2 separate regions of the Homo sapiens genome follow, and region 2 is linked to region 1. The links are chromatin contacts, found by Hi-C or POLR2A ChIA-PET in ENCODE. All regions are on one chromosome and are shown on one strand. The core of a region is the stretch at or near the end of the contact, and the rest is flanking DNA. Distances in the headings are between cores, read along the strand shown.

What was found. A loop is a pair of places that touch in the nucleus more often than their neighbours do. ChIA-PET counts read pairs that join two places held with the same protein, here RNA polymerase II (POLR2A). Pooled maps may share reads with other maps.
Region 2: a map of dorsolateral prefrontal cortex shows a loop between it and region 1 (2.6-fold over the local background). The contact joins two enhancer-like sites. A Hi-C loop is called at or near these places in 2 of 168 maps with a recorded cell type or tissue (OCI-LY7 and dorsolateral prefrontal cortex) and 2 of 50 pooled maps. POLR2A ChIA-PET finds 5 or more read pairs at or near these places in 2 of 52 experiments (OCI-LY7 and WTC11).

What each region holds. Positions count from the first base shown.
Region 1 is chr2:134,243,020-134,246,882 of GRCh38, forward strand. It overlaps a transcript of MGAT5 not described here. Among named protein-coding and RNA genes, the nearest start is that of MGAT5, 9.1 kb to the right of the region's middle. RefSeq lists enhancers at 1,644-2,144, 2,145-2,645. Within about 2 kb of position 2,537, at least 6 of the 41 ENCODE cell types and tissues checked have a DNase peak (open chromatin) inside an H3K27ac peak, as active enhancers do; they include dorsolateral prefrontal cortex, where a contact is called at or near this core.
Region 2 is chr2:134,373,596-134,377,607 of GRCh38, forward strand. All of the region lies in intron 10 of MGAT5 (alpha-1,6-mannosylglycoprotein 6-beta-N-acetylglucosaminyltransferase), which reads left to right. Among named protein-coding and RNA genes, the nearest start is that of MGAT5, 120 kb to the left of the region's middle. Within about 2 kb of position 2,481, at least 3 of the 41 ENCODE cell types and tissues checked have a DNase peak (open chromatin) inside an H3K27ac peak, as active enhancers do; they include dorsolateral prefrontal cortex, where a contact is called at or near this core.

The DNA.
Region 1 (3,863 bases), core at 1,287-3,786:
GACTCTACATTTGTGGGGTGGGAGAAGAGCAGAGAGCTTACCTCTTAAAATTCTAGAATGGATCACATTTTGGGTTTCACTAGATAGGGCCAATAGAGTTGTTATAGAATGTCTTTTAAATGTTCTCATGCCTGGCTGTGTATTAAAATCATCTAAGCAGCTTAAAATAAAAATACCTCTGCTTGGGCCACACCTGAGACAAAGTAAATCAAAATCTTTGGGTGTGATAGCTGGGCATCTCTATTTTTTAAAGAGCAGTCCAGGTGATTCTATGTACATCATAGTTGGGAGGTCCTGGTTTAGTCAGTCCTAAGCTCTGAGGGCAAGAAACTCTCCTGAGAAGCTCCATTTTTAACTTGAGCTGGTTTATCATTTGTGCAAACTGAGGGTTTGTGACCAGAAACCAGTCAGGCTGACCCAAGTTATTTGCAGTGTTTGGGAGAGTTGACCTTGGTGTATACATTAAGGAACTAGTGAACTTATCAGCCAGCATCTAACCAATGATTTCTTCCCTAAGAAAATTCAGACCTTGACTTTTATGACTCTGGGTCTGTTAAAGCTTAGGGCTGTGCGATTGAGTGGCTTGACTACTGTAACTTTATTTTAGAAGTGATGAGAACTTCTTTATAAGGTTAAGTTGGATAAGCCTGAGTGGTCACTTCAGATTGTGCATGTGTGTGCACACATATGTATTTCTTCACTGCTTAGCTAGTTCATTTTTTTAACCAAATCAGATTTGGGGAGGACTGTCCCTTTTCTGCAAATAGGGCAGCTGGAACACTCCTGGGGTAGGCCAGTACCCAGCCGGTGCTCCTCCCGAGGTGGAGGAGAGGGGTACTAGGGGTCGGGGTAATTGGGCTGGAGGGCTTAGGAAGCATTTGGAAATAATGAGCTTTATCTTGAAGGCATTACCCATATTTTTGAAATAAGTGTGGTGATTTTTGTGATTGTGATTTTCTTTATTACTGGGGCCATTTTGGCCTGTTGTCATTCTTGGTTTTTTTTCTAGATGTAGAGTGTTGCCAGAAGTCTGATCCTCAGAGAAAAGGTGCATTTTACACTTATTATAAAATTTCTTTGTGGCTTTACTGTCCTTTGAGAGTGGAAGCAAATCTTTTGAGTATTTTCATTCAACATTAAGGAGACCTACCTGACAAATTGACATGCTGTGTGATCTTTTCACAGATGATTCTTTCTTTCTTCTTAGAGAGTCATTATCAACCTATCTTAAAGCCTGTTCATGGTTTCCTGGGCCGGATGCCAGGTGACAATCCTAGCGTTTTTTGTTTTTTTTTTTAATGGCTGTCTGATGAAGCATCATCCAGATTTGGTCTTGCTCAAAGCCTTCTTCCCTGTGCTCATTGATTTATGGACCAGGTCTTTGGAGCAGAGGCCCAGTGCCTTAATACTCATTAGTAAATTGGGCACAGCTAGCCTAGGAATGAGATTCTCAGTCAGTGCCCAGACAGCACTGAGAGATGTGGAGAAAATGAGACTCATTTATCAGTCACCTTGAGACAGCATCAGCAGTCGGCCACCTTCCTTCACTCTGAGGCCTTCCACAGCCTCAGCACAGGCTTCTGAGCCTGCTGGTCTTGAGGGGTGGTGATGGACTCCCAGGTTCACCTTGGTCTGCTTCTCTCTCACTCTGCATTCTAGTTACATGGGCAGAACCTGTCTGAGCATCTTCCAGTGGGTGAGTAAGATCCTGTTGATTGGTAAGGCAGTCCCTCTCAACCGAGGCAGTTTTGGCAGTGTTGAGAGACATTTTTCGATTGTCACAACCCTCTAGTTATAGAGGGTTATTGGAGGGCTCTAATGGCATCTAGTGGCTAGAGGCCAGCAATGCTGTTAAACCTCTAATAGCTTCCCACAACAAAAAAATTATTCAGACCCATATGTCAGTTGTGCAAAGATTGAGAAACATTGGATTAAAGTGATTTATTTCATTTTTCAGGGACCCGTGCTTTGTTTTGGTTTAGTAGTTGTTTTCAGAATTATTATTATTTTTGAGGCAGCGTCTTGCTCTGTCGCCTAGGCTGGAGTGCAGTGGCGCGATCTCGGCTCACTGCAAGCTCCGTCTCCCGGGTTCACGCCATTCTCCTGCCTCAGCCTCCCGAGTAGCTGGGACTGCAGGCGCCTGCCACCACGCCCGGCTAATTTTTTGTATTTTTAGGAGAGACGGGGTTTCACCGTGTTAGCCAGGATGGTCTCGACCTCCCAACCTCGTGATCCGCCCCCTCGGCCTCCCAAAGTGCGGATTACAGGCGTGAGCCACAGCGCCCAGCCCCTCAGAATTCTTGGAGTTACCGCTGTTGCCTTTTTTTGTTGTTAGGAAATTCTCTCAACTGTGAATATCGTATGGGCCTAGTGAATGAAACTCATAGAACATGTGAAGATCTTATCTGCTCCAGCAACCACAGCTTCCTTCTCACTCTTGTCCTCTTTCCCTTTTGTCCACCTGCCAGTAATGTGCACATCCAAGAGACTAAGTCAGGATAAAATCATCAAATGTTGGTTTTCTCTTACCCCACCCACGCCCTCTAGTGGCCTGTTTTGCCTCTAAAGCTGCTTTGCCTGTCCCTTCCTCCTCTGCTTCTCCTTTTAACACCAACTGTATTTAGGTGAAGACTACCCCCATCTCCTTTCCATCTGTCTTCTTTATACCTGTGAATGTCAGAGAACAGCTGGGGTAGGTGTGGCAGAACCTGGGAATAGAGAGGGCAGGAAGAAGAGTGCATGTTCTGGACCCAGATTCACCAGCCCTGTTACAGTGTTTGGAAATTTATTTTGCTATTGATGCCAGATATGGAGCCCTGAACTCCACTGAGTGGATGGTATAACTGCAAGACAAATATGCACTTCAGGTGGGTGGCATTGGAGGTTTTCCTTTCTCTGCCCACAGGAAAAATGCAAGTGTAGTGTAATGAATTAAAACTCTGGGTACAGGACTGTCTTGCTTTGATCACTTCAAATGTAAGAGGGGATGGGCTGTTTAAAACCCAGATATTCAAAGAGTATTCCCAAGATAGCAAAGGTGTGTTGTTTTTAGCAGGTGTATTTCAGCTAGTTAATTAAAATAAGACTAGTTTAGCCACTTCCAAAGGGAACAGACTGTTTTCATTTAGAATGTGTTTTTCCTGTTTATAAAAAAAAAAAAAAAAAAAAGGACCCAGGTCCTGAAAGTGAAAGGTCTCTGTTCATACCTATTTCTTGGGCAGCACCCTGCCTGCTCCTGAGCTCCTTTGCTTCCTAGAGCTAGAAGAGAGTTGGTGGCATCACAGCTGTCAGGGATTCACAGTTGAGCTTTTGGGCACCTGCTGAGTGGGCTCTATCAGGTTGGTGGCACTGGGCCATCTGGGGGAGTGAATGACCTCAGAGCTTCTTCCCAGGAATTTGGATTTATTTTAGAAGAGAAAGCTGCTTTGCCTGTCCCTTCTCCTCCTCTGCTTCTCCTTTTAACACCAACTGTATTTAGATGAAGACTGCCCCCCACCACCGTCCCCGTTCCATCTGTCTTTCTTACACCAGTAATCCTGTAAATGTGTATTTTTCTCCCTTTCATGTGTTGATTCAACCCTTGAGGTTGGTGGGACATTGCATTAGACTCACGGCTTCTTAATAGTACTGGACTTTGGTTTCTGTTTTGTGTTCCATACGGAGAGGTCTCTTCCTTTCTGAGTTTCCGCATGCAGCTGGTAGACTCAGCTTGGTTTGGCGGAGGCCATGTAGTATTAGGCAGGAATTGGGGTGCTGGTTTGATTCTAACTGGAAAACATAATATTTTCTGGCCTCAGGGTCTTCCTCTGTAAATTGAGGGTTTGCATTTGATATTTTCCTAAGCAAAACCAGACGTTGTCTTC
Region 2 (4,012 bases), core at 1,231-3,730, 130 kb after region 1:
TCTAAGAGCATGGTGACAAATTGAGGAGATAGACCTATACTGGTCCATCCCAGACAGCAGGTTGCTGGGCTGGCAGGAGATCGCCTCACTGTTCAATACTGAGATACCGGGGTGCTCCTTCCAGTGTTCCCACAGAGCTCCTCGTGGCATCTCAGCCCTCCTGAGGCAGTGCAGTCCAGGCATGGAGAGACAGTCAAGGGCACTGCCACCCTCCCAACTCGATGAAGCCTTCTCAGCTGGGGAAGGAGAACTGGGGGCTTCATTTGGTTCAAGGGTGAAAATCCCTGAGGTTGCTCCAGCTTCATCTTGGGAGAATAATGTTCATTCCTCGTCAACACTGCTAGAGGTTCAGACACACCAAAAATAGGATGCCTTGGAATGAGTTCTCTATGGTCCTTATCAACCATTGTTTAAAACATCAGCCAATGGAGCAAAATCACAGCAGTAGAAGGAAACAGAAGTGTGTGTAGATTTCTGCCTTTTACTTGGAGAGAAAAGCAAAGTTAGTTGTATGATTTTAAAATGGAGGTGGAGAAGCAAATCTTAAATCTGGGAAGGGTGGGGGATTCATATAAGCCAGTGGAATGCATTGGGCCAGTTGAAGGAAGTCTGACCTCTTTCCGGTGGCTGTTTACACATACACAAGTATATGAAGTGTTAGTATGGATTTGCACCTGGGGGCTTACCATGCCAGTTGGAATACTTAAATTTTTGATAGACGTGAAAATCATGAGATTTACCCTGTGGAACCTTCTACATCAGTGCAGATCCATGTCATAAACACCTTGAAACATAGGCCCTGCAAGAACAGAGCTTGTTGATGGAGTTTTATATAAAAAACACAGATTGGGAGCAGACTTTACAATGTGGAATATTTGTTGGAAGCAGATTTCAACCTTCAATTGCAAGAAAGGGTATTATGGCATTGAGAATCGGTGATAAACCAACTTAGAAATTATTTTTAATATATTTGCTTCTAAAGTCATGTTTAGCATCGATACACAATTCTTTACTTAAATAAAAATCATATATGCAGCATATGCTCAAAATCCAGCGGTGGCTGTGCAGCCCTCAGTACTGAACGAGTCCATCTGCAGTCAACATAATCAGGACTAGCCCGGGCACAGTGGCTCATGCCTGTAATCCCAGTACTTTGGAAGGCCGAGGTGGGCAGATCACTTGAGCCTAGGAGTCTGAGACCAGCCTGGGCAACCTGGCGAAACCCTATCTCTTCTAAAAATACATAAATTAACTGGGTGTGGTGATATGCTCCTGTGGTCCCAGCTACTCGGGAAGCTGAGGTGGGAGGATCGCTTCAGTCTGGGAGGTCAAGGCTGCAGTGAGCTGAGATAGTGCCACTGCACTGGATAAATCGAGACTCTTGCTCTAGTCTCGAGGGACAGCAGAGCTCCAGGGAACGCTGGAGTTATCCCTGCTCAGTTGTAATTTGTACTGCTGGCCAGCCTTTGATTCTCTCCCTCTTGATTCTGTTTTTGATAGATTGAGCTCCTTGAGGAGATGATAATGGCTGACATTTTAGTGCTTCCTGTGTTCCAGGCATGGCCTTCACAATGACTATGAAGTAAATACTATTATTAACCCCACTTTTGAGTGAAAGAACTGAAGCAGATAGAGGTAAAGGTTCCTCAGGTGGTCAGGATTTGAATTACATCATGTATTGTAGCCAACACACTGGACTACAAGGAATGGATTCTCTCTTGGTAATTTCCTCCTCTGTCTCCAACCCATCCTCTCAAATCCCAAAAGCCTAAATAAATACATTTATGTTGGTGTGGTACTGATTTCAAGGAAAGGTTCTGTACGGTTCTGTGTGGAAACCTGAAATCCACTATGCAGAGTAGTGAAACCGAAATGGGCTACAACTGTTTGCCTTTGTTCCAAAACAAGTGAAACAAAGCTTTATTCTAAAGATGAAATGTGTTGGTTTTCAGTTTTCACTGCATGTGATTCTTGTCATCCAGAACCAATTATTAGGAACTTACTTGCGTATCAGGACTTCAAAAGATATGTCTGCCTTTAGAGAGCTTGGAGAGCAGAAATACCGACTTGGTCAAGGGAAAAATGAGGGAAATTTTTAAATGAAGTTAAAAATTGGGTGGTAGAGCATATCTCTTGAGCCCAAATGGGCTTTAAGGGAAAAGGCAGGAGTGATTGTCCACATGTGGGTTGGGGGGATTTCATCTCACTTCCCTAATTATGTCAGAGCACATCTCGTCAACTGGAGAGGGCCCAGAAAGTCAGTAGTGCTGGCTTTCACCAAGTATTTTCATCTTCTTCCAGGCTGCTGGGGGTGTTTCATGACCACAGAGGTGAGAGTCAGTACAGGGCTGCCCCAGAGGGTCCTGCAGGTTGTCCCCAGGCACTCCAGAGAGTAACATTGCCACCATAAGGAATTAGTAGAGCAATGTACAGCCCTGTTGATCCAGACCAGTTAGTGATCTTCCAGGTTCTCAAGGCGTGCTAAGGTTTGGCCAGGCCTCCAGATGGTGCCAGCACACCGACAATGAATAATGAGGAGCTTCCCAACAACCCTATAAGGCAGCAGCACTGTCTGTGTTTTTCCAGGAGGAAACCAGGCTCTGGGAGATGTGGAATTTTAACCTATTGCCTAAGAGAGTCTTCACTGAAATACTCAATTCAAACGCTCCCTTTTCATTCTTTCTCTTTCTTTCCCTTTCTCCTTTTCTCCTTCTTCCCCTTCCCTCACTTCTCCTCCTTCCTCTTCCCTCCTTTTCTTTACCGTTTTTAAAATGGATATCATTTACTGGAGATACACACAATTTGTCCTAAATTGTCCTAAAGACAGTGTCTTTTTATTTTCTTATTCTTAATGATAACGTTTACTTCGAAGGAGTTGGCAAATGAATCATTTAAACCAGTGACAATGTAAGTAACAACTTGAAGGAGAAGCAGAAGTTTAACCACTTTCATGGACCGATCCCTCACTATTTGGACCAGATACTCATTCCTCCTCTGTGACCTCTAACCCCAGCATGCCTCCTGTCTGGAAGAGCCTTCCTTGCTGTTGGACCTAGGGGAGGAAAGAAATTATCCCTCATCCTCATGCAGTGGCTCAGTGGAAGCAGCTGAAACTAGCAGGCCAATCTTTATTTCTCAGCTGAGGCCAGAGACCAAAATATTGAATTAGCCTTGTTTATATTTTGTGACAGTGTGCTGGCTTCTGTAGGACCGTGATCCAAGGATAGGCCCCCTGAAAACGGTACTCATTTAGCAGCCAGGGTAGGTCTTCCTACCAGCACCATCCAAGATGGTAACTCAGTAGGCCCAGACAAATCCTACTCTGCCACTAACCATCTCCATGCTCTGCCCAGATCCTTTCACCTACCTAAACCATGTTTTTATCCTTAAAACGGTCTCACAGCACTTGTTCTTCCTAGCTCACATTGTTGACACAGGGATCAGACAAGAGACAGGTTTGAAAATTCTTTGCAAACTGTCACAAGCTAGTCAGCTATGTCTGGGAACCTGTTTGGATAAATTAAAAGTGTGCCCAGCTATAATTAGCAAAATACCTCACAACCATGAAGCAAGAGTTAACTTTTCTCATGTAACACAGTGTGGGGTATGGGGCTGGTTTCTTCACTGGATGTCTGCAAAGACCCAGGCCACTTTGGTCTCTCCTTTGGCATCCCTCATGCATTGGCTTGCCACCATAGCGTCACAAGGCCTGCAGGCCTCATAGCTGTGGTCTAAGCAGAAAGAAAGGTGAAGGGGCTGGAGCCTTTTCTCAAGAAATAGAAGCTTCTCCTAAAGCTTCCCTTCCTCTGATTCTTTCCCCCCATTATTTGACCTAGGTCACATGACCATTCTTGGCTGCAGAGGAGGCCAGGAAAGTTGGGTTGGGCCAATTGAGATTGGCTTATCAATCAGGATTCAATAGCTGTGTCCTCAAGAGTACATGATTCTAGTAACAAGGTAGAAAGGAAGAAAAATAAGTTTTATGACCACGGCTCCTTTACCTTCCGGTTTC